2 separate regions of the Homo sapiens genome follow, and region 2 is linked to region 1. The links are chromatin loops, found by intact Hi-C in ENCODE. Cell type or tissue: Calu3. All regions are shown on one strand. Links, peaks and the distances in the headings refer to the core of each region. The heading gives the core; the rest is flanking DNA.

Region 1 (12,634 bases), core at 4,225-12,224:
TGAACATTTTTGGGGTGATGATTTAAATTCACTATTTGTAACTGAAGAAAGTAGGTAGATACCTGTTTCTCAGCATTTCATAAACTAACCTTCTATTTTATACCTACTCTTGAATCATGATTCTGAAATGCAGTTCGTTATTAATTATCTGATCTTGTTGGCGGGAGACTGGCTTTTCAACATTTGAAAACTACTTAAGTAAAATTAAAGAAAATTTACCTATACTATCTGTTAAACTATATCATTACTCTTTTCTTCATTGGTTCTTCAAAAACCATCAGTAATTAAAAATTAAATTTTAAAGTCATATGCTTAAAACATAAACACAGTTGGCAGTAGAGAGGTGTCTAGTCCCTTAGTGGCCAAAGTCTCATAAAGAATGGGTCCTGCTAGGTTACAGCTCATCTCAGCCAGGGTCTGCAATAACCCTCTCTTCACCAGGGAAGTTCTTTTATTACTCTAAAGTGTTCTCCTCTTGTAGCAGCACAAGATTCAGAGAGGTTTATATTTTTTCTCTTCAATTATCTATCTTTTTGAAATTAAAAAGATTTTTTTATCCCCGTCTAAATATGTAATATAAACATACCATTTAGTCGTCTCTGGAGTGCTTCTTCCTCTAAGGTAATGATATAAATTTGTTCATCCAGGTCTTCAAGAATCTAAATTTAAAGATAAAACTATTCAATAATTCAACGTTATAAAACGAATGCTTATGAGACCATTTAGGCTATTTGGTCAATTTATTTTAGGTAACGTATTCATTCAAATTTCTAAGAACACAAAACAAAAAAACTCCAACTATGTTATTTATAAATTAAGTACAAATACTTTAGTATATAACCAAACACATCAAAAGTTATCACAAACCCTATATACATTTAAATTGGATATTTTTAAAGTTTAAGGGATTAAACTAAGGAACTCTTCTCAATGGCCAACAAATGTATGAATTTTGGGGTTTTTTAGTGACATTCTGAGATGTGGGCTACATGTATGAATTTTTTTATTATTGTTTGTTTGTTTGTTTGAGACAGTCTCACTCTGATGCCCAGGCTGGAGTGCAGTGGTACGATAATCTCAGCTCACTGCAACCTCTGCCTCCCGGGGTCAAGCGATCCTCCCACCTCAACCTCCCTAGTAGCTGGAACTACAGGCACACACAACCATGCCCAGCTAATTTTTGTATTTTTAGTAGAGACGGGTTTCACCGTGTTGACCAAGCTGGTCTTGAACTCCTGACCTCAGGTGATCCGCCTGCCTCAGCCTCCCAAAGTGCTGGGATTATAGAAGTGAGCCACCACACCCGCCCAGCCTACATGTACCAATTTTAAACAGCCAAAAAGCTAACTACGGTAAATAACTACAGTAAATATAGGCCCAAGCCAATATTTTAGAGATAGAAGGAACAGACACCCAGTCCAACATTTGTTTTCTCATTTACATTTACCTACATAATGTCTAAAACAAGAAATCCATAAACTACATCAGTAACATGCAACACTTTCCATTTATATCATCTTTATGTACTAAAAACACTCCATGAATATTAAAGATTGGTATTATCAAAATCATCCAATAGACCAAAATCTAGAGAAGTGGTATGTTTACATACAAACCAAGTCAAACAACAGTAGTTCAAAAGAAAAAACCATACTAATAATTTACCAATTGTATGGGATATTGTCTGCACTGTTAAAAATCCTAAAATTGATTTAATTCTAGTTTTGTTAACATAGCTATCCTTCTGAGAGGATCCTTATTATCTTCGTAGCTGTAGGGCAAATCTCAAAGAAGTCTAGAGCTGATATCAGTGTTCCATATCCTCACATCCAAACTACTCACACTCAGCAAAAAAAATAAATTGTGAGGAGCTAATGGACAAAAAGACAGAAACCATATATACATCTCCTTTCAGACTTTAAAGTATTTTCAGAAAACAGATTTTCAAATCATGCAATCCCTGTCAGATGTCCAATTTATACAGCTGATGTGAAATTTATTTGAAGCAATCCAATAATTCCCAGCCTTTCAACAAATCTTTACGGTCCCCTATGACCTAGCACTGAACTCATCACTGGCACACATACCAACTCGATCCTTGAGAAGCCTGACTTGGAAGGTGAGAAAAAACAAATACTAAAATAATAATCAACAGTAATAAACAAATAAATATACAAACAAATAATGACAAAGAATGACCATCCTATGAGGAAGAAAGGAATAGGAAGAAAAGGGGAAGAGATACCTAAATGGCCAGCCAGCAAGCCCTCTCCAAAGAGGGAACATTTAGGCTGAAATGAGTGGCAAGTGCTGGAATGTGAGCTACTCCCGAGGAGAAAGAGTGGTACACGGAGAGGATCTCCTGGATGCAGTGGGTTAGGGGAGAGGAATCCCAGAGAAAACCCACATGTCTGGGACCAGGTCCTTGGGGGCCTTGATCCAAAGTTCCTTTCCCATCAACACTTCTTTTCACTTTCTACTATCTGGATCAGAATTGACAGTTTTTACATAAGGTCTAAGGCATACAAAAGGATTTTTATCTTTCTTATGCAAATTGTCCAAGAATTACTTATCACCACGGGTATGTCTTAGTGTGAATGAGTGACTGATGTAGTTTGGATATTTGTCCCTTCAGAACCTCATGTTGAAATCTGATCCCCAGTATTGGAGGTGGGACCCTGTAGGAAGTATTTGGGTCATGGGGGTGGATCTCTCATGAATAACCGATTTGGTGCTGTCCACACAGTAATAACTGAGTTCTTGCTCTATTTGTTCACATGACAGCAGGTTGTTTAAAAGAGTATGGACCTCTCTCTCGCCTGCTCCCTCTCTTGCCCTGTGACACAAATGCTCCTCGTTTGCCTCTCGCCATGACTGGAAACTTCCTGAAGCACTAGCCAGAGGCAGGTCCCAGTGCCATGCTTCTTGTACAGCCTGCAGAACCATAAGCCAAATAAACCTCTCTTCTTTATAAATTACTCAGCCTCAGGTTTATACCAATGCATAATAGACTAATGCAGTGACAATGTAAATAACACACATATATTTGTGTTAAGTTCTTATGAGCACCATCCTCCTTGATTTCTACAACAATCCTACGAAAAACAGACTGTTCTCATCTCCATTTTATATTCCAAGAAGCAGGGTTACCAAAGAAATGTTACGTGCCTTCAAACCCTATACTCAACTACTATGGGCTAATGGGGGCTTAAATATGGGTAAGACATAGTCCTTGACCTCAAACAGCTGATATTCTAGTGTAGCAGAAGAGAGCAGATGAATTTAAAAAATAATTAGAAGATTTGTTAAAGTCATAACCGTGGCTTAAATAAAACATTACAAAAGTTCAAAGGAAGAAAAATTATTCCCAGATGGGGAGACAAAAGTTTCGACCAGTGTTTTTGATGGTAGTAGCATAGTAGCATCTTATCTGACAGCTTAAATTACCAAAAGAAAGGCATTTCAATTAGAGGAAACTGTAAGCAGAACACAGAAGTGGAGGGGTAAAGTCCACTCAGCAAACAAATCGGTTTTACAGCTCTGGAGCTTACAGCAAAATAGAATGGCAGACCAGCTTCTGGTATGAAACCAGCCTCTTGGGTTCACACTCTGCCCCCTCATAGATCTCTGATCTTGTACAAGCTACTTAATCTTCCTGAAATGACATTAGTTTAGCCATAAAATAAGAATACTACTATCTAACTTATAGGTTTGTCATCAGGATAAAATGAAATTATGTGTGTAAAATATAGTGTTTATTGCTAGCATATATAATACACTCAATTACTCAATAAATAATCTTTATTACTGAATGTTACCAACAAGAAAAGAAACAAAGACAAGACTTTGAGGATACTGTTAATGTTAGAAATGCAAAATGCTCGTTCCCTGGTGCTGCAAAGAAATAGCACTCGAACATAAATTTAATTTTCTCAGCAAGGCAATTTTTACTTCTATAGAAGGGTGCGACTGGCAAATGGAGTAATGGAGAGAGCACACCTGCACAGGGGAGGGGAAGGAGTTCTTATTTCTGACACAGGGCCCTACTAGTGTGTCGTTCCCCTATTGACAATGGTTGGACCACACAGTCTAAGCTAATTCCGACTGGCTATTTTAAAGGGAGCAGGCATATGAGCCAGAGTGGCAGGGTGACTAGTCTAGCAGGAAGGACAGTTAGGAACAGGTAACTAAAGATGACTTAGGTCAAAGCAGGTGACCAGGGGTGACTCAGGTCAAAGAAGGTGACCAGGGGTGAGTCAGGATGGAGCAGGTGACCAGCGAACAGATGTGAAATACTGATTAGGACTGGTGGGAAAGTTGTTTACTGAAACCAGAGGCAAGGGGGAGAAGAGAACCAGGAAGTTAAACTTTAAAATGGAGAATCGAAGAAGAAGAGAGCTGAACACACTGACATACTGATTCTTTGAGGAAAAACTTGGGGTTCACTATATTTAACATTAATAAGAGACAAGTTAAGGAGAAAAATTAGCTTGGGGAAGGGAGCTAAGTAAGTAGTTTCGTTTTATATACGTTGAGTTTTCAGCTCCATGGGGTATTCAATTATAGCACTTAAAATGTACTGGAATTTGTTTCCATTGTCTTTTCCTCATTAGAATTAGGCATTTAAAAGTGATGTGGAAATGGCAGAGATGGTTTAGGAGCAGAGCATTAATAGAAATTTAGACCAATGATGGAACTTTAAACATTTGCCTATAGTTAGGGGTCAGGAAGCAGAAAAGGAGAAAGAAGACCAAACAAACAAACAAACAACAACAAATGTAGGAAGAAACTAAATGAATTCAATGTCCCAAAACCTCTTTACAAGGGAAAGGAATTTCAAGACTTGGCAGCATGTGTGTGGTACACAAGTGTGTATACAACATTTACATACTTTTTGTAAAATGTATTTACGCATTTTTTAAAAATAAAAAATTAAACTTCATCTTTAAAATATAAAAATATTATGATTTTCAAAATTAAGCAAGCATTTACTAAAAGTATAGCCCCTATAACACTTCCTCAGTATTTTCCCTAAATGAATCATGACAAGGAAGACAAACACATAACTATAACGATTTAATAAGTATTACTAGTGAGACAGAAACAAAAGGGAATATGAGAAATGCAAAGAAAGGACTTTAATTCTTTGTCCTTGAAGAAGCAAGGCAACGTTCAAAGCTATGTAGACAGTGGAGCTGATATTTGAGCTAGGCCGTAGGAGGCTGCTAGGTAGCTGGAGCAGGTAAGAGGCCTTGAAGGGAAAGAGACAGTCCTGGAGACAGAATGCATAGAGCCTATTCAGAGCACAGCAAGTTCGCTCATGAGCTAGAGTGACAGTAAACACAGGGACAGCTAGAGGAAAACTGAGTGTGGACCAGGCTGTGAAAGGCTTTGTAACATGTAAGTAGTTTACTCTTGAGTTCATAGGCAGTGAGGATCCATGAAAATAAGTGACAGATTTCCTAGGGGCAGCTAAGAAATCGTTTTTATATAATTAAATATCTGACAAAATAGAGACCAAAGAAAGCGACAAATCATTAGAATTACAATCAACTGAAAATCATTTAAAAACTAATATATAGTGTTTCTAAGATGAAAGGTAAAGTATGCTTCAATTAATCGAGACACAATATGCAGACAAATTTTCAGAAATATAACCATTTTGTAAATTAAAGCATACATGTAAATTTTGAAACATAATAGAGGTACTTTTTGATATTAGGCAATGGACACCTAAAATACCTGTAAATATTTGTAAATTTTGTCCTAAAATTTGCTAGAGGAATTTTTACCTATGCACCTATAGTTAGTATTTTAAAAGCAAAACCAAATTTGGTTTCCAAAGACTGGAAATTTAACCAAAGTTCTATTAAACAAAAAACTTAATAGGCCAAGTGCGGTGGCTCACGCCTGTAATCCCAGCACTTTGGGAGGCCGAGGTGGGCAGATAACGAGGTCAGGAGATTGAGACCACCCTGCCTAACACAGTGAAACCCCGTCTCTACTAAAAATACAAAAAAATTAGCCGGGCAAGGTGGCAGGGGCCTGTAGTCCCAGCTACTCGGGAGGCTGAGGCAGGAGAAAGGTGTGAACCCAGGGGGCGGAGCCTGCAGTGAGCCGAGATCGCACCACTGCACTCCAGCCTGGGCGACAGAGCAAGACTCTGTCTCAAAAAAAAAAAAAAAACTTAATAAAACAACAATTTGAGTGATAAACATACAAAACATATTCTTCTTCTATTTCTAAATGCTAGCTCACAATATCAAAGACAATCAAATGTAAACACATTTATTTAATAAACAAAATGATTTATAATTAAATACTTACTGTTGGCTTCACTAGCAACTGACCCATCACTGTGAACATACGAGAAAGGCCAACTGGTGTACACACTGCAGAAATAAGATCACCAAAAGACAGAAAGCGACATTATAGAGCTTGGAGAAAGAGATAAACAACTAGACTGTAAAAATAAGGGAAATTCAAGGATTATCATTTTAAGAACATTCTTCTCTCCAACTGAGATTGTCAGTGTTTTGTCAGAGAACTCTTCACCATCATCAATAAAGAAGCTAGAGGGGCCATGTGAGCAGGATAGGTGTAATTAGTTATGAAAGATATGTGACAACAAAAAAAGGCTTAGAATAATATTCAAGATTCTAGCAGTTGAATAATAATAAATACTTTTGCTTAAAATAAAGAAAAATTAGCAAAGAACAGGTTAAATTTCAAGTATTAATAGGACTGAGAAACAAACAAGAATATCTAAAGGTGACAACCATAGTCTTAAGTCCTTTAAACTACATTTATCTACTTATCCCTGAGATAGGCTGTGATGCTTCAAGTAAAACAAAACAAACTTTTAAAAAACCACAAACTTATCATACATAATTCTACCATTTCCATTTAAAAGTAGAATCTAGCATTATGACAGGTATGGGGGTGAGGCTATAGCATGTGTGTATGAGTGTGCACATGGTTTGTGTGTCAGTGTATGTAAGTATGACTGTATATGAGTGTGTGAAAGTGTGTGAGTGTGAGTGTGTGTGTGTGTGTGTGTGTGTGTCTGTCCGTCTGTCTCACTCTACAACCCAGTAGAAGAAGCTTTCCTTAGAGAACAATAAAAGCATCTTATTATTTCAAAGTTTCCATTTATCAAAATTTATTTTGAATAAAAATAGTTAAGGCGAACTCAAAAAAAATCCAAATAGTTAAGAAATCTCATCAGAAAACTTCCCTGAATTTTCCAGAATAAGGACAACTCTACTTTTCTCTTAATATCAAGTCTGAAAAATACTTACAGAGAAGTAACAAACATCCCATCAATGATATACAGGAATATAAATAGGGTAGATAGAACTCCCAGAGATCTATTAAAAAAAAGTAAATATATTTTAATAAATCCAAAATACTGCACATTAAGATAGTCAGTCTATCTTACGATAAGATAGAGGCTGACTGTACCTCATGTAAACATTGTAATTGCCTATTTTAGTTTATTAAGCCATATAATTTCTAAATTGTACAATAAAAAGATCTAAAATAGAAAACCAAGAAGTAACCCTTTAGCAAAACCTGTCTGGAGGGAGAAAAAATGTCTCCACGGAATTTGAAGAACAGAAACCAATTAACAAAAACAAAAAAAAAAAATCTGAAAAGCTGCTTACTTGTTCTTCACATATAAAATAAATAAAACTTCATTTTTAGATAAAAATATCTAAAGATTTCTTAATTCTGTAAATTAACATCAAACATCTTTGTTAACTACACAAAGATTTAAATGTTTTTAAAATTGAGTGTGTAATTATATCCCAAACTACAGTTTCCAGTAAGGAAACTGGTTAAAACAAGGAAATCCATACCATATAAAGATTCCATGCTTGCGGCATCGTTGTCAATGAGTGCTGAAGCTACCCACACTATCCCAAGAATGAGTAACGCAAGAAGAAGAAGCATGACCAAAGTCTCTAAAATGCGGGCTCGGATTCCCTGAAAAATAGAGTAGAAATATAATTTTAGTATTTTACTTCATTTCATGAACAATAAGGTTTCTGCCTATATGAAAGCATAAAATAATCCCTTGGAAGGAGAGGAAATTTATATTTATTAAAAGGAAAAAAACACTAGGTACTTATGGTTTACAATGTTTAGACTGACTTTTCAAATTATGGAAAATATTATTAAGCTTGGATAAAACACAAAAAAAATTCTTCATAAAAAACATCTGCAGAGCCATTTTTAACAATTACTTTCCTAACACTTTCCACTAACAAAGCAGATTAATGAATTTCTATCCGTGATTCTAATCAAGGGAATAGAAGGCTAATTATGGCACAGAGCCAAACAGTTCAGTGAGCACTGAACTTGGTGCGCCACAATGCTCCGAGCTGCTGGAGAGCGCCGGCTCTCTCTAGCATGGACTCTGGTGCTCCTCACAGCCTCCGGAGCCCTCTACTGTGCCGCTGAAGAACTGTCCATTGTAATCCAGCATTATAAACTATAGAGATACTGCTTTTATCAGTTCTATATGATGCTTTTCTTCACATTATATAGAATTTTCATTAATCCATGAGACAAGAATATAATAATATAATCATTATGCACAACTTTGTTTTAAATGTAAAACAAATTCTGACTTCAGGACCAAACTAAAGGCCAGACTTTTAAAACTTAAAAACTGCAGGATAAGACAAAAAAAGAAACCGCTTTTACTCCCCAAAAAATCACCCAATGATTGAATCTGCACCTATAAGTTAAAGCATCATATTGATATTTTGTACTGCAATGCACTAACCTACAATTATCTAACACAACCAACAAAATTATAAATACATCCATATTTCTCAATAAATTATGTTATCTCATTCCACATTTAACATAAAAATATGAGTTATAAAATTCCAAAACATACACTTATTTCAATTTTGTCCTAAGTATTACTTTCTAGTTTCTGAATTGCAGGAATAGGATGCATTAAAATCACGGCACCCCAGTTCTTCAAATTCAATAGAAAGGAAAGAAAACGTCCTAAAAGCATGGAGAGGTATACCTAGCCCTAAATGATAACCTCTGAGGTGAAGTGACTTTTTCTTACTAGTCCTTCAACAATATCGCAGACTTACCACAAGGCTGCATTTGGCAAGTTTAAAACACTTCCTCAAATCTGAGAGTCAGCTCACCTTAAGTGTTCATAGCATGGGAGGCCAGTGAACCAGAATGAATTAGGCTTGTATTTTAACACATGAGATCTCATAGTAAGTAGCTATTAATCACAGGAGATGAAATGTGAATAGTCACAAAACACACTACTACTTTACTGAAGAGTCCTTTGAACTTCCACTTCACAACTTTCAAACTATTTAAGATGCTGATATGGTTTGCCTGTGTCCCCACCCAAATCTCATCTCGAATTGTAATTCCCATAATCCCCATGTGTCGTGGGAAGGACCCAGTGGGAGGTAACTGAATCATAGGGGTGGTTTCCCCCATGCTGTTCTCATGATATTGAGTGAGTTCTCATGAGATCTGATGGTTTTATAAGCGTCTGGCATGTCCCCCGCTGGCACTCATTCTCTCTCCTGCCACCCTGTGAAGAGGTGCCTTCTGCCATGATTGTAAGTTTCCTGAGGCACCCCAAGCCATGTGGAACTGAGAGTGAATTAAACCTCTTTACTTTATAAATTACCCAGTCTCAGGTATTTCTTCATAGCAGTGTGAGACAGAAAACAGACTAATACAGATACCAAAACATAATCTACCACCTTTAACAATGACTTCTCTCTTCCTTTCTTCCTCCTCCCCTCCTTTTCTCTCTTTCTAAAATCCTTTTTATTACACACTAAATATTTTATGGAAAGTCTATCAATAAACAGACAAAAGGAGATAAAATTATATCTTGCACGTTTATGCAGATTTGTTCTAGCGTTTGTGTTACACTCTCTCAATCCTGTCTTTCCCTGCCTCCAACCAGCCCCTAAGAAATATATGAACTAAAGAGTAGGGCTCCCAAAACAAATAACACATGCATTATACCTGTAATATACATGAGCTAAACAGTGTTAATAGTGTCTGAAGTGTTACAATATATGAACTACACAGTGTCAGCTCCTTGGAACCATTTAAAACCCACTGTCCAAAAGAAGTTGTCATTGTAATGTTAAATAATTATAACACTGTAACAATAATTTTTAGGATGATAATCAGTGTTGGGAAATCAATCACCATAAAATTTAGACTTCCTTTGATATTCTGGTAAGAACTATTTCTTAGTAATTAAACTTGTTTTCTTCAGGTATGTGCCTGGGTGCTGGGAGACAATCTCCACGGCGCTCTCACATTTCTGTACATCTCACAAGCAGAGGCAGGGACAGACCTTATTTGGAACTGTCTTCTTAAGGTCGTACAGCAGATGGCCTTGGGATTTAGAGATAGTGTATCTCTGAAGCAAAGGAGAGGTTTGTTTACTGTCTGGTAGCACAATGTTCACCTCCAAGCAAAGGTTAGACAGGGTTGCTTGCAGCCCGATATAAATATGGTGGGTTCCCCAGCTGTGATACAGGCCCACTGTGGGGCTTGGGTTCAAGGGCAACTGGCACCAAAAGGAAGCTTGTGCACTCGGTTATGTGCTGTGCATAACCAAGTCCTTTGTCTCTGACCCAGACATCTCAGGTTTACAACTAGCATCCATGAAACTCGGAGACTAACTTGTTAGTTTGCAAGCAGAATAAAATCTCAGACTTTTCACAGTTCTTGACGGTTTTTGGCAACAAGGATAGGGGACTAATAGATGGCTTTCTGGAAAAGAAAGAGGAGGGGCCCATGCAGATTGGCTTAAGGGATATGAGAAGACTCCTGGGATCTATTAATAGCAGTGAGTGTGCTCACCCAAGTGGTGGGCAAGCAGGAGGAGCAGGGACCCCAAGCAGTCCTAGCTGCTGGTGACAGTCTGCAGGCTGAGGTAAGCAGTGAGGCTGAGCCCACTGCTGGCTAGGTTGTCACTCCCTCTCCTCTGAGCGGAAGCATGAAGGAATGTCATCATGATGGTGTGAACTGTGAGCCATGCAACACCAGGTAAAAGGTCCTGTGGGTACAGCTGCTATTTCAAGGAGTCCCAAAGCTGAATAAACAGCGTCAGGAATGAGGCTGTAGACCAATGCCTAAACTGATGTCATTACAAATTTGGTTGAGCCATGAGTAGCCACTAGCCACTCAAAATGAAACGCGCCTTGCTTAACGGTGTGGGCCAGTCGCTTTTGCCATGCTCATTCAACTGTCCTCCCCCAATTCTGACCTCAGATGCTTAGGAAAAAAGATGATGGGGTAAAGTGGGGGTCTCCCTGTCCTTCAGGGGTGTAAAAGCCGTACAGACCCCCCTGAGCATGCAGGGGAACTTTAGGAAGCAGACGGACTCAAACTCACGGCTCTGCTGAGTACAGGAGCCCACGTCACCATCCTACCTGGTCCTTCACAAAGGACTGTGAAGTGACTGCACGGAATTGTTGGTGAACAATGACAAATTTTTTCTAAATAAAGAGAAATATAAATAACGATATATATAGTTATAAACTAAAATGCAATGCCAAAAAATATTTTTGAAAGATAAATCATTTAATAATTTTTTATTATCTTATACATTAAGAAGTGACATTCAGATGAGAAAAAAAGAGTTAAAGAAAAAATTCCATTTTAAATAGGGGTCATTTAAAACGATAATATTTCACTTTTTACTGACAGCAGAGAAATTAAAGTTAAATAATGCTACTAAAAACTTAAGGTTACCACTAATCTTACTAGTATCAAAATAATAAAACTAGTAACAGTAATAGTAACTAGTATCAAAAGTAATATTACTAAGATACTAGAAAACAGAACAAAAATGTAATAGTTAATATAGTAAAAAACAGAAAATCAAGTTTAGCAAAATATAAACATAACAAAATATATAAAATACGAAAACAGGAAATGATAAAAACCAAATATATCTACTATAACTATATATGCAAATTAGGTCAAAAAACACAATTAACTGTCTAAGACCTATCAAAACGAAAGTGATACTAAAAAAAGTGAAAATGATTAAAAATTATTGTTTAATTTTTTAAAAATGTACAGGAGTCTGGTTTAAATACAGAAGAATGCAAAACAAAAAACATTAAATGGGATAAAGTAGGACATTTCATATTGAAGAAATTTACTATCCACTATATTATTATGTTCTATTTCTTTAGATTAACTGGTGAGTACATAGCGCTTCATTGTTATTATTCTTTATACAATATTTAAATAAACAGAAAACGAGGCTGGGCACAGTGGCTCACACCTGTAATCCCAGCACTTTAGGAGGCCAAGGGGGATGGATCCCTTGAGGTCAGGAGTTCAAGACCAGCATGGTGAAAGCCCGTCTCTACTAAAAACACAAAGATTAGCTGTAATCCCAGCTACTTGGGAGGCTGAGGCAGGAGAATCGCTTGAACCTGGGAGGCGGAGGTTGCGTTGCAGTGAGCCAAGACTGCACCACTACACTCTAGCCTGGGCAACAGAGTGACTCGGTCTCAAAAAAAAACAAAAAAGTAAATAAATAAATACAACAGAAAACCTTTATTCATTATATTTAGCATGTTTATGCAAATTTGAT
Region 2 (12,634 bases), core at 1,487-9,486, 950 kb before region 1:
TCCTGCCCCTTAGGAGCCCCCTGGCCGCCAGCACCCTCGCCTGGCACCTAGGCCCGCGCGGGGAGAGCGTGTCTGTCTGCGCTTTCCTCTCCCGGGTTAATATTAACCGGCAGCTCCTGCGTTCCGGAACTGCTCCGAAAGTTCCACTGGGGACGATCTCGCCATGGTTGAGGGACTTGGGCGGCAGTCACATTAGAGACCCAGAGACAGGGAGGGAGACAGAAGAAGAGGGTCACGCACCTGGGGCAGAGCCTAGGTGGTTATTTAAAATGAGGGCGGCCGAGCAGGCTCCCCAAACCTCCCGCCGGCCTGGGGCTCCCCTGCCGCCTCCTGCACCCCGCCCCTGCCCTCAGCACCCGAGCCTCCGCCTTCCCCATCCCTTCCTCCCCCACCCTTAACTCCTGGAATCGGGAGAAGGAAGGTAGGGGAGGGATCAACCGGGGATACCTCACAGACTGCCAGCCCCTACCCCCCTCGGTTTTAGGGGACCTTTGTGGGGTCTGCCTGATAATCCCGGCCTGGCTCTCCTCACCCAACCCCCACTTGGGCCGTCCTTCCCCCTCCTTTTGTGTTGGGAACGGGAATAGCCACTGCCCAAGGAAAAAAGTATTTGTTTTCGTTTCGTTCGTCTGAGGGAAGTTGACAGAAGGTCAGAAGTTCAAATGCTGCCTGTGCGCGCGGCGGCGAGAGTGGCCGGGCGCGGGGCCGCTGGGCCCTGCGTCCCCCGGCAGGGCGGACGGGGGTCGGGGGGAGGCCCCCGGGCTGGGGGCTCCGGCTGGGACGCGGAGGCCTAGAGGCCAGGCAGGCGGCGGACTGGGGATGGGGGCGCGTCCCAGGGCAGGCCGGCGGAGCCCGCGATGCGCCCCGGCCCCTGCGCGGGCGCCCCCATCTCCGCGCCCCCGCCGCCGGGGACACTACAGCGAGCCCGGCGCTGCTGTTAGCTCCTGCGGTGCCTGCGCTCCCGCGCGTGGAGCAGCAGAGCCCGGCGGCTCCAGCCCAGCCCCTCGCGCACTGAAACCCTAGCCGCGGGGGATCGATAACCCGGGAGTAAGTGGGGCTGCAGGCGTCTGCCTCGCTGCGCGGCTCTGTGCGCTTGCAGCTTTGCAGCAGGGCTGCAAGGCCCAAGCCCTGGGAAGGTGTGCGAGCCCAGGACCCCTTCTGCGGTATTGGCCTCCCGCAGAGCAGGGCAGAAGCTGACCCACTCTGGCTCTGGGACCTCGGGTATCCACGCCCCCGCCGCTCTCTCCGCAGTGCCTCCCTCCTCTCGGGTTCCGAGGGACCCTGGCAAGGCCCCTCCTCCGCGGGGAGTGAGGGTGACGAGAGGATGGGCGCCTCGGGCTAGCCGGAGAACTCCCTCCAGCCAGCTGCACGCAACGGGCACCCCATGGCCCGTGCAGAGTTAATTGTGGATCGCGCTGCTGTCTGGCACTGGCGCGCGCGTCCACACTCGCGGTCCAGATTTAAGGTGGTCGGGAGCAGATGAGGGAGAGCAAGGAAATCAGGACCATTTCCCATTCCTCTCCCTTCCGACAGCTGGAGCAGGCTACCTTGCCTGCCCCTCGCCTTTCTCGGCCTCAAGCAAGCCTGGGAATCGGGTCGGGAAGCAGGGCGGCACGGAGGTAGCTCCTCTCTCTCTGCCGTCAGTACCCTCCCCCTGCACTTGCGCCCCACCAGCGCCACTCCATCAGCCGCTGTACGCACCTAGCCCTAAAGGTAGGACTTGAATATTTTAATAGGGCAATAAAAAGGATGTTGACCTATATTTGCAAGGAAACCCATTTCTGGCTTCAGTTATACGTGCATGGAGTTTCAGAAAGTCTAGAATTGGCTGGGAGATTGGCAGCTCAGAAATCTCAAAGGAGGTGGGGAGAGAGAGAGGAATTCATATTTTGCTTAGCTTCCCCTCCCCCCACACTAATATTTATTCGCTCTTAATTCTTATGCAAGCAGGTTGAAAACTAAAGTGATGCAATGCCAATAAGTTCTAAGTCCCTCCCCTAAGGTACCTCGGGCTTGGAAGAACGAAAGAGCATCCTTAAAGAAATATCAATACATTCACACTCTGATGGGCACAATTGCGGACACGCAATCGCAAAGCCAGCTCTGCGATACAGCCAGCCACCCAGGGACGGGCGGAGTCTCCCCTGGAGCCCCTGCCTTTTGTCAGAACCGCCTCCTGGCTTTTCCAGTTGAGAATTCTTTGGTGGGGAGGTGCAGGGTGGGGGTAGTGGTGGGAAAGAAAACCACAGAGGCAACGGGAAACGTGGGGGCTCTGAGCTCCAATGCCCAAGGCTACGTTCGTTCGTTCGTACAGTACCAGGAGACCACTTCATGTTTGTGGGAGGGGGATTCCCAGCCTCTCCTTCCATTTCCACTCCTGACTTGGAAAGGGCCGACGCCCCCAAAGTGAAGGTCTCCCCAAGTTACAAGCCAGGGCAGAGGTAGGATGGGGAAGGCCATTGTAGCAAGACTCATCAAATCAGGGCCATAATGAACCACGTCTGTTACCGTCCTCACCCCCACCACACCCTAAACTTCTCCAGCTGGACCCTTGACCTCCATTCTCCTCCAGGAAGAGGAAGAGATGGGGGGCGGGCAGGTGGGTGGGGAAGGAGCGGGTGAAATCACCTTCCTATCTGCCCGAAGAGCAAACAGAGTTAAGTCTGGAAGTGTTCGGCTTCTCGTAACCCCCTGGAAAGCCACACATTCCACGCCCCGGCGCTGGGTTCCTACCTGAGTCATCAGCCTGTCCGCTCCGGTGTTTTCTTCATCCTTAAATATGATGTCGGGGTTGTAATTGGGGGTGAGTTCCTTAAATCGCTCGGAGTTTCTGGAGATCTTCCCTTCATACCTTCCGCTGGCGCCTAGGGTCTTCTCGGCCACATTGGGGATAAACTGCTTGTAGGCTAAAGGGGTCAGCTTTTTGGGGTGCCTCCTCTTCCCGAACCCCCTGCCCGGTCCGCACGCCAGTCCCGAGCATACCAGCAGCGAGGAGACGAGGACTAGCAGCAGACATCTCGCCAGCAGCAGCATCTCGCCCATGGAACTGATGACTTCCGAGCTGTCCCCGTGCGGGTCCGTGCGCGAGTGCGCGCGGCGGGTGTGTGCGTGTGCGCTCTCTCTTGCGCTTTCCCTTCCTCGCTCCGGCTCGCCCGCTCGCTCTCTCCCTCGCTGGCTGCCTCGCTCTTTCTCTTCCTATATAACCTTGCCCGCCGCGGCTGCGGGGGACTCTCCACCGCTCCCCACCCAGACAGGGGCTGGAATGGCAGGCTGCCGGCCGCTGATAACGGAACACATCGGAGTTGGGTCGCGAGACAGCAATCAAAAGACAAAAAGAGTCTGATTTTAAATGGTAGCAAGCCTGGAGAGCTTGTGAGAGAGGCTGCCTTTAGCACTATATTATAGCTGCCAGGGGCGCATCTGATTGGCCAAAGCCGCACAAGCTTGTCTTCTGATGTTAACCCTGAAGAAGACTACGTTTTTTTTTTCTGTTGCTGCTGTTGCTTTATTTTCACCTGAAGGATTCGAGTTAAAAAAAAAAAAATCTTTCCTAAGATAAAGGTGGGCGGGAGGGAGGAGCGCATGTCTTGTGGTAACAGCAGTTACTCCCGGCTTTGTGTACATCCTTGCGTTTCCCCCTGACTTTCCCTGGAATGGTAGGTGCTTCAGTTAAAACCAACTTAAGTTTTTAAAGGACAGTTTAAACCCCCGCAAGCTTCAGTCATCAAGCACAGAGTCGCTCACACATTTGAGGGGCACAGCTGCCCAGCTGTTATTTAATTTTTCTTCCCCAGGGACTTTATAGTGCAGGCTGGCTCTCCCTGCATTTTGAAGAAAGAGGACTGAGCCCCTCCTGAAGACTCAGCCTCTGTGGACCGAGGATAATTATGAGTGACCATAACTTAAAGCACTGGTATTTGAAATGCTTTAAGTGCCTTAGAAAAATGTAAAAATACTGCTCTTTTATTGTGCTTCAATTAATACATTTTTTTTTTTGTAGAGCTCTGCAAATGGGATGGAGGCGTGCTCAAGGGCAGTTACAGAGTGAACTGCGGGCGTCAGGGTGGATGGGCAAAGCAGGTCTGGGGGCTGCACCCCAGCACAGGGGAGAGAGTGGGGGCCAGTGTGTGCGCTGGGTGTGTGGAGGCCATTGCAGGGTGTTGGGGGGGGGGCAGGCGAGTGGGCGAAGCTGTGCTCACACAACCCCCACGATCGATCAGAGCAAAGTGCAGAGCCAGGGGTGAGCTGAATGTGGAATTCAGGCTCCTTGCAAAGCTGGCCTTGTGTGGGGGCTCAGCAGGCCAGCAGTCTTCAGGCACAGGAGCCACCAGTCCTAGGGGCTGCAGCCCAAGGGGTCAGGGGCCCTGGGGGAACAGTGTTCTGGTTAACGAGGGGCTTCCTAGAAAGAGGGCACAGTGCCCAGGAGGTGGCAATCTTTGAGTCTATAATCACCTCACTTTTTGCAGAAAAAGGAAAAAAACTCAAAAGTCCTAAGTAAACCAGGAAAATAAAATTTGAAGCTCCCTCTCAACCCTGCTTTTCTTTTTTTTTTTAAAAAAAAAAAAACAGATCATGCCCTTCCCCTTCTCAATCGCCATCCCACTCATGTGCAATGATTCCTCTAGCATAGGATTAGAGAGTGAGGGTTATTTACGTGGAGGGGAAATCCTGACCCTGAGGAGTCATCAGATGCTGCAAATGTGGCCCTGTGAAGTTAAACACTCTCCCTTGACCCCGGGCCCTTGGAGTGGAGGGGGAGAGGACCCCTGTGAAGCTCAGCCCTCAAACGATGGAAGTTTCCAGAAGTTCCCTTTGCAGATCAACTTTTTGTGTGTGTGGTGGGGGAGAGAAGGAGAGGAGCATCTTAGGACACATCTGTCTTGGGCATGAGAGGCTGAGCGTTAACAAGACTCGGTGGCCTGGGTGCCTTTGGGGAGGTTGACCCGGGCTCCCCTTCCCGCCTCTCTTTCTTGTTCCTTTCCATGGTTTGTGACGAATCGTGATCCCTGGAGGAGAGCACCGTGGGGGAGCAGCGTCCACTTGACCAGGCCCCGGCAGCCTCCACTGAGCGGAGCTGGAGCTCAGCTGAGCCCAGGGATTCTCCAGGCGGTGTGTCTGCGCTGCCTGTCCCGTTCCCAGTAAAAACAGACACAAAACAGGACCCGTGTTCTCTCCAGAGGAGGCCGGCCTGTTTGATGTGTCTACCTGCACAGCATGTGGATGTCACATCACTGGGTGGTGCCTGGGCTGGACCAGCGACCTGGCCCAGTGGGACATTTGCAAACTTTTGACTGCCCTGCCTTCCACCCTTGGCATCTCCTCTTGCCCCAGTCCCTCCTCCTCCCCCTGTCTTTCCCCGCTACTTACTCCCTTCCAAATGCAGGCAGAAGGCCCCCCACACGGGTTGCCACCCTGGGGCCTGAGAGATTGGGTGTGCAGCCCTGCCGGGAGGTGGCATGTGCACACAGCTCACCTCTGCAAGGGGCAGGGTGGGTGGGGTGTGCTTTTGGAAGCAAAAGCCTGAGCTGCACAGAGTTCCTTGTGGGCACAGCTGGACGTGGGGTGCCCCCAGGTGCGGTCAGCTCCCTCTTAGCAGAGCGCAGGGAGAAGACGTGGCTTGGCATTGAGCTTGGGTGACTCAGGGCATTTCCTGAAACCTCCCTGCCCTAAGGGATGGCGTGAGGCCCCCTCCCTCCCCTCCATCTCCAGACAGCCCTAGACACCCTGGAGAGCACCTCAGGGGCCGCCCCCCTTGTAGACTGGCCGATCCTCCAGAGTGAAATAATGATGGGCCAGAAAGCCTGCCCCCACGCCTAAGTTCAGAGGGCCTGCCCCCTGCATGGGTTGAGGGGAGCTCGGCGCAGAAAGCAATCCCAGTTATAGACCAGGCTGCTGACTGAGCCCCCCAGAGAAGCTGCTGCTCTGCCCTCCCGCCCTTCACTCCCTGTCCTTCCATCCCACCTGCTCCCCACGGCCCAGCACTGCCTTCCCCTCCAGAGGCCAGGTGGCTCTATCTCTTTGCCTTCCCCCCCCCCCCCAGACCATTTGGCCCCCTCCCCGCACCAGCAGAGGCTCCAAACACCAGCCTCCCTGACAAGGCCAGACATCCGGACATGCTGGGGCTCCGTTATTCATCTACCTGGGCTCTGCCTCTCTTCCTTGGGGTCACGCGCATCCCTCCCTCGCTCCTTCCTCCAGCTTTCCCTCCCCCACCCTCCCCCACCTCCACCCCTTGCCCAGCATCCCTGCTGAGGACAGAAGCTGCCTCCTCTTCTGCCCCAGCCCCCAGGCTCCCTCCTGGGCACTGCCCCTGCCCCTCCTTCCGGCCCCTGCCGCTAGATGGCCTCCTCACTCTGCCTTCGGCTCGGGCTTGGCCGGTTTGGGAAATCCCCGCAGTCCCAGGTCGGGAGGCCCGGAAGCCAGGCAGCCTCCTTCGTTCATCCTCCCCTGGTCCCGTCAGCAGTTTCTGCGCCCCCCTCATCCCCTCTTTCCTTTCCCAGATTTGTACCCGCTGGGCTCTGCAGTTATGGAGCCCGCCTGCCTGGCATCTCCAGGTGCTGCCTCTGTTTCTAGTCTCTGGGGTTGGCCTCTAATCTTTCATGTCCTTCTCCCCTTTGATTTTTCTTCCTTATAGTAATTCCACGCAATCTCTTTCCATCCAGCCATCCAGTCTCCACTTCTTTCTGGATTTTCCCTGTTTTGGCCGGTGGAACTTCTGCACTCCAGTTCTCTTGTGATTGCATCCAGGGCCTTTTGAATTTGGGAGGGATTCTGCACCTTAGCCCCCTTTCCCTAACTCCATGGTCCTCCCCATCCCCGGGCCCTGGGGATGTGAGTCTCCAGCTTCCTGGAGGGCTCAGGCTCTGGATAGCCCAGGAAATCCAGCCACACTCTGCACAGCACCCTGATTGTGGCCTGGCTGCAGGTGGATTGAGGCAATGCTGTCCTCTCCGTGCCAAAGCCCAGGAGCTTTGGGGTGGCTGCAGGGCTCTCTGGACTCCTGCAGCCACATCCTCATGGCACCAGCGCTGAGGGCAGGCCCGCTGGGAGGCAGCTGCCAAGACACACAGGGCCTCGGGGGACCATGGCTGGCATGTGGAGCCAGCTACGCTGGGTGCCCACTGTGCAGCGTTTCTCAGTAGTGCTGTGCAGCGGGCACGGGGCCACCCCCAAGCTGCCACAGGCCCCATGACTGTGGGTGCAGCCTGGCTTCTTCCCGGCCTGGGCCACTCTGTGAAGCAGGGTGCAGGAGACACTTTGGTGACTGGGATTCCTGCCCTCATGCCTGTCCGCCTGCACACCAAGCCCCGTGGAGCCCCGTGGAGCCCCGTGGAGCCCCGTGGAGACCCGGCTCACATGCATGAAGGCTGCAGGCTCTGAGAGATGAGGACCCTGCAGTTTCTGGGGACGCTGGAAAGATCACACAGCCAGCTCTGTCGAAGTAGACATCCTAAGGCAGGCGATCAGCTCGGATGTGAACGTGCAGCCTGAACTATGTTGCTGTGTGCCTTTGAGCTGATTTTCTCTCTTTAGACCATTGCCTGCCTTTGTTGAGTCACTTCGTCTTCATTTTAAGTAATGGACACCTCTTCTTAGGTCTAAATAATGCCTCAGGTGTGTGCCTCTGTACAGTTTCAAAGTGCTCTAGCACCGTTGTCAGGGGAGCCTGAAGCTACATTTGGGAGTTGGAAAGGGAGGCACAGTGTGGGCAGGTGGCCTCGTGCCCAGGGAGGAAGGGACCCTGCGTCTGCATGCTGCTCCTTGCACCCCAGCTACCTAGAGATCCTTCCACAAGACCATCATTGCTTCCATCTTGGAGCCTAGTTAAGAGGCAGGTGCCCCAGACAGTTAATGCATTAAACCCTTGCGCACATGGGCCTCACCTGGGGGCTGAGAAAAAGCCGACAGGCCGCGCTGAGGCCTCACTCCCGAGCACTCAAATCAGAATTTCTCCTTTGCTGACTTCCCTGATGGGGATCCCAAAACCCAGGAGCGAACGTGGGAGGGGGAGATGTGGGTGCAACTGCCAGCTCCAAGCCCCCTGCTGCTCCCCCAGCCCGCGGACACTCCCCAGCCTCCGGATGCTCCGTCTGCTTGGCCCCCCAGCCCCTGGACGCTCCCCAGTCCTGCTTGATGCCTGTGTGCCTTGGGTCCCGTCTGCCCGGCTGGGCCTGGCATGGAGCTGCACGCAGAACTTCAGACAGCAGCGGGTGTGCATGTGTGAGCTTTAGATTCTTTCTGGAGAGCGTGTGGAGGGGGTACGGTGAGGGGTGAATGTGACTGGGACACATGCAGTGCCTGGAGGCTGGGGTGCCTCGGAGGATTGAGGATGAAGCTGTGTGTTGGGGCGTGCTGGGGTAGTACTGCCGCGAGCAGTTTTTCCCAGAACTGCCCAAAGCTGGCTCAGCCCACTCCCATTGAAGGAGGGTTCCCTGGCTCAGCCACTCCCATTGGAGGACGGCTCCCTGGCTCAGCCACTCCCACTGGAGGAGGGTTCCCTGGCTCAGCCACTCCCATTGAAGGAGGGTTCCCTGGCTCAGCCACTCCCATTGGAGGACGGCTCCCTGGCTCAGCCACTCCCACTGGAGGAGGGTTCCCTGGCTCAGCCACTCCCATTGGAGGAGGGTTCCCTGGCTCAGCCACTCCCATTGGAGGACGGCTCCCTGGCTCAGCCACTCCCACTGGAGGAGGGTTCCCTGGTTCAGCCACTCCCATTGGAGGAGGGTTCCCTGGCTCAGCCACTCCCATTGGAGGAGGGTTCCCTGGCTGGCTCCATAGCTGCTCTTCTTCCACGAGTGAAGCCACAGAGCCTGTTCTTACCCACTTCCTGCACAAAGGCTGTTTCCTTACAGGAGCAGAGTTAAGCTGAGATCCACCAGGCAGGGCTGGCAGCTGATGCCACAAGTTCCACTGAGAGAATCAGTCACCGAGGCTGCTCCTGTGCCCTGTGCCCTGTGCCCTGTGCCCCTCCCCGCTTCTGCTCTGCCCACTTCCATGCTCCCTTGGGCCACGGAACTGTCATGACTCGGCCTGAGAGCAGTGGGCTCCCATGTCGCCTGGGATCTCCACAGTCAGAGTGCTGGTCTCCAAGGCCCTTCAGGGTTGTATTTTCTAGAGACTTGAACATCCTTGTAGGGTCAGAGATTATCTGGAGATGTCCCCGTGCACTGGGCTGTGGTGAAGGAGGGTTGCGGTCTGTGTGGACTAAGGAGATCCTCAGGGCTCCACCCACAAGCTCCCGGGCAAGCCACGCAGCCCCTCGAGACGTCTGTTTCTTTATCTGCAATGTGGGAGTATGAAGTCGACGATGCCAAAATCAACAGTGCCAACGCCAGAAGCCCTTTCAGCCCTGGGTTCTATGAGCCCCTGGTCTTAGCCTCAGGAGAACTCATGCAACAGTCCCTCTTCAGAGTGAAGAAAACTAAGAATCCACCCGCATCCCACCCCAGTTCTTGCCGTGTATACAAGGCAGAACCCAAGAGTGACCCCCTCCTTGCCCCTTCCTGTGGCATCCACTGGATCGTGGCCCCGCCCACACTGGAGGTCAGCCTGGTTCCAGCAGCCGTTCCTGCCCTGGGGCCTTGGCTCTGTCCTTCACTCGAGTGAGTGCCAGCCGGCGTGCTCCCTGGGGGGACCCACGTATCACCACAGGGACCTGCTGGGTCGGCTTCCCGGGGGGACAGGGCAACGCTGCCCCAGGGGCTTGAGGGGCATGGAAGCCCCCCCAACCTCATCTCTCCAAGGAGTATTTCCCTTCTTCGCTTTCTTGAGAGGGGATCCAGCCCAATTCCCTCTTAATGTGCAAAATTAAGAGCCAGGGGGCATCAGTGGCCAGGGCTGTTTTGGTAGCAGATGCAGAGAGGCAGATTTAGGGGCTGAGGTCCGCGCACCGCAGGTGCAGGGAGAATGTGTGGGGCAGGGGCTGGGTTCATCCAGAGGTGGGAGAAGGGCACAGAAAGGGAAACTGAGGGCCGAACACACATTTGGGCTTTGAAAAAAGCTGCTAGAACAGGAATAATTTGCCAGGTTTTGTGCTTGTAATTTTGACGTTATTCTCATGTTTAGGGATTTTTGACAGGCACACCTGACTGTGTGGCTGGTGGCTTGTTTCTTTCTCTGGGGCTGTGGGGTGCATAGAGAAGGACCTGTGTTTCCTGTGGAGGAATTCCCGGTACAAGGACAGAAGCAGCATTCCAGAGGGGGGCTGTGCAGGGCACCTCTGGGATCGCACACAGAACCCCAACGGGAGAGGAGTCCACAGACCGTGCAGGGCTCTGGGCTCCAGGGGCCTGGCCTGGCAGCAGCACAGCGCTGTGAGATGTGTGCTCAGACAAAGGGGTGATGATTCTACCCGGGCGGCTCCGGGGCTCCTCTCCCAGCCACACCACTGACTTGCAGTCAAGGAACACAGCAAAGAGATCCCAGCTTTCTCTGGCAGGCAGACCGGTGCGCTTTATGCATCGACCATCTCACCAGGCAGCTGCACTCAGCGAGAAGGGAAGTTGGAACTCGTAACTTTGGGTGATAGTAATAGTAATACTGATTCAGTGTTGGCCATGTCTTGGAATTGCTCTTGGATTAAATTTTAATGTGTTAATACAAGCAACCCTTTCAAGGAGGGACCATTGCACAGATGGGGAAACTGAAGCACAAGGAGGTTAAATATCTCCTCTGGGATCACACGCCGGATTTGTGGCAGGGCCTTAAATCAAATTCAGATGACCTGGCTGACAGCTTGCCCTCTGACTCTCTCTGTAGGCAGTGATGCTTCCGGAAGCTTCCATGTGGCGCTCAGCACTTTTCTGTTTGGGTGTATCATTGGGTAAGGGGAGGGAGGAGGGTAGAAAGAGGGCCCCCTCCACCAGGAATACAGAGGAGGGAGCCCCACTTGGACATATGGAAATAGGAGATGACCTGGAAGAGAGACACCACAGTACCCAGGGCCATGCATTTTGGGCCAGGCAGGAAGTAGTCCCGAGGTTCTGGGAAGAGGGAGCATCAGGGGTGCCTGAGAGTGGTGTTCCTGCCCTGCCCTGCCCCACGACTCCTTGCACAGTTTAAAGGCCCCGTCCCCTGGACAGCAGCACCCTGCACTGCCGAGTGGGGCTCAATTTGTGCAGGGCCTTTAGTGCCTATGCTCCCTTGTTGCAGAGCGGCCGACCTCCACCCTTTCCCCACTTTCCAGAGGAGGAGGCTGAGGCTCCCGCCGAGACCTTACCGTCCACTCACAGGGCCGCTGGGAGGGAACAGGCCCAGCCATGCCAGGTCAGGAGAAGCACTACACACACGTGAGGGGCCATCTAGTTCCACAGATGCTCCTCTGCGGTCCACGGCTCCACTGGGTGCCTGTGGAAGACGTCCCAGGAGCGTGTCAGAGAAGGAGCTGACCATGGAGGAGTGTGCAGTGTCAGGGCGGAGCTGGCGCCTGCACACAGGACGCTCAGGTGACTTTGCCCAGGACCACTCAGTCGTGAGTGGTCAGTGTGGGGCCAGGGCTGACCGCAGGCTCCACGCGGCAAGCACCACACTCCAGCCCAGCAGGGCCACGTTTCCAGGCAAGCCGTGGTGTCACCAGGCGGTGGACACAAATTCAGGCCTCAGAGTTAGTCACGGTCAAGGTCATGGGCTTCTAGCTCTTTGGGTTCTTCAGGCAACTGTGGGAAGGAACGAGGCCCAGCGGGGAAGGACCTTTTATGCAGAACAGTCTTTCCCCGGCCGTCCTCAGCGAGAGGCCCTGTTTTGTAGCTTGGGGCCCTCCCACAGTAGGAGGCCTGCACAGGGCACTGCAGCTTCAGAAAGGATGGAGGCTGTGCCACGTAGCCGCCTCACCCTCAGGTCCTCTGCTCCCATCCCTCAGCAATCTCTGTGCACAGCACCATGCCCGCGATCAGCGCGTCTCAAGCCTTCATGTGTCACGTGAAGAACACGTGTTCTCATGGGAGAACAGAGGTGGTGGGCACACTAGCTACTGCTCACAGAGGCTGAGATGCCTGTTCTCTCCTCTGGGCAGATGGCTGCTTTTGCTCGTTTTGATTTTATTTTCCTGACAGATGATTGGTGCAAGCAGTGGCTGTGATACAAGAATCTAAGCAGACGATGTGATTCCAGGGCTCACTCCAGCCTCAGGTCTTCCATTTGCCTCTACCTCCCAGGAGGCCCTTTTTCTTTTCCTTCCTTTCTTCCTTCCTTCCTTTATCTTTCTTTCTTTTTTTTTAATTGAGACAGAGTCTCACTCTGTTGCCCAGGCTGGAGTGCAGTGGTGTGATCTCAGCTCACTGCAGCCTCCGCCTCCCAGGTTCAAACGATTCTCCTGCCTCAGCCTCCCAAGTAGCTGGACTACAGGTGCCCAGTGTCGTGCCTGGCTAATTTTTGTATTTATAGTAGAGGTGGGGTTTCACCGTGTTAGCCAGGGTGGTCTTGAACTCCTGACCTCAGGTGATCTGCCTGCCTTGGCCTCCCAAAGTGCAGGGATTACAGGCATGAGCCACCATGCCTGGCCGTCAGGAAGCCCCTTTTTCATCATTTCAGATGGGAGGGACCACCACGAAGTCTGGCTGACTGTCTTTGCAGCCTTTAGCCTCTTGTGTGGGGAGGTTAGTACCAGCGTCCCTCCTGCCTTGGGCATCTCACTGCT

The links. Peaks named below come from ENCODE experiments on the same cell type or tissue, not always from the same donor. Only the 100,000 strongest peaks of a DNase experiment are listed, where the experiment ranks them.
Region 2: it touches region 1 in a loop (4-fold over the local background); 17 of 110 quality-filtered maps call a loop at or near these places.

What each region holds. Positions count from the first base shown.
Region 1 is chr7:156,755,807-156,768,440 of GRCh38, forward strand. LMBR1 (limb development membrane protein 1) reads right to left here. Exons shown (of 17, transcript NM_022458.4): 6 at 7,863-7,989; 7 at 7,302-7,370; 8 at 6,328-6,392; 9 at 587-659. Among named protein-coding and RNA genes, the nearest start is that of RNF32-AS1, 100 kb to the left of the region's middle. RefSeq lists enhancers at 4,109-4,403, 9,372-12,351 and a silencer at 9,405-9,607. In Calu3, for the core only: no CTCF peak of the experiment used is centred there; a DNase peak (open chromatin) is centred at 8,415.
Region 2 is chr7:155,809,090-155,821,723 of GRCh38, forward strand. It overlaps SHH (sonic hedgehog signaling molecule), which reads right to left and starts at 3,374. Exons shown (of 3, transcript NM_000193.4): 1 at 2,734-3,374. The coding sequence starts at 3,033. RefSeq lists enhancers at 5,674-6,317, 6,616-7,117. In Calu3, for the core only: a CTCF peak has its summit at 6,370; DNase peaks (open chromatin) are centred at 2,722, 3,126, 6,352 and 8,627.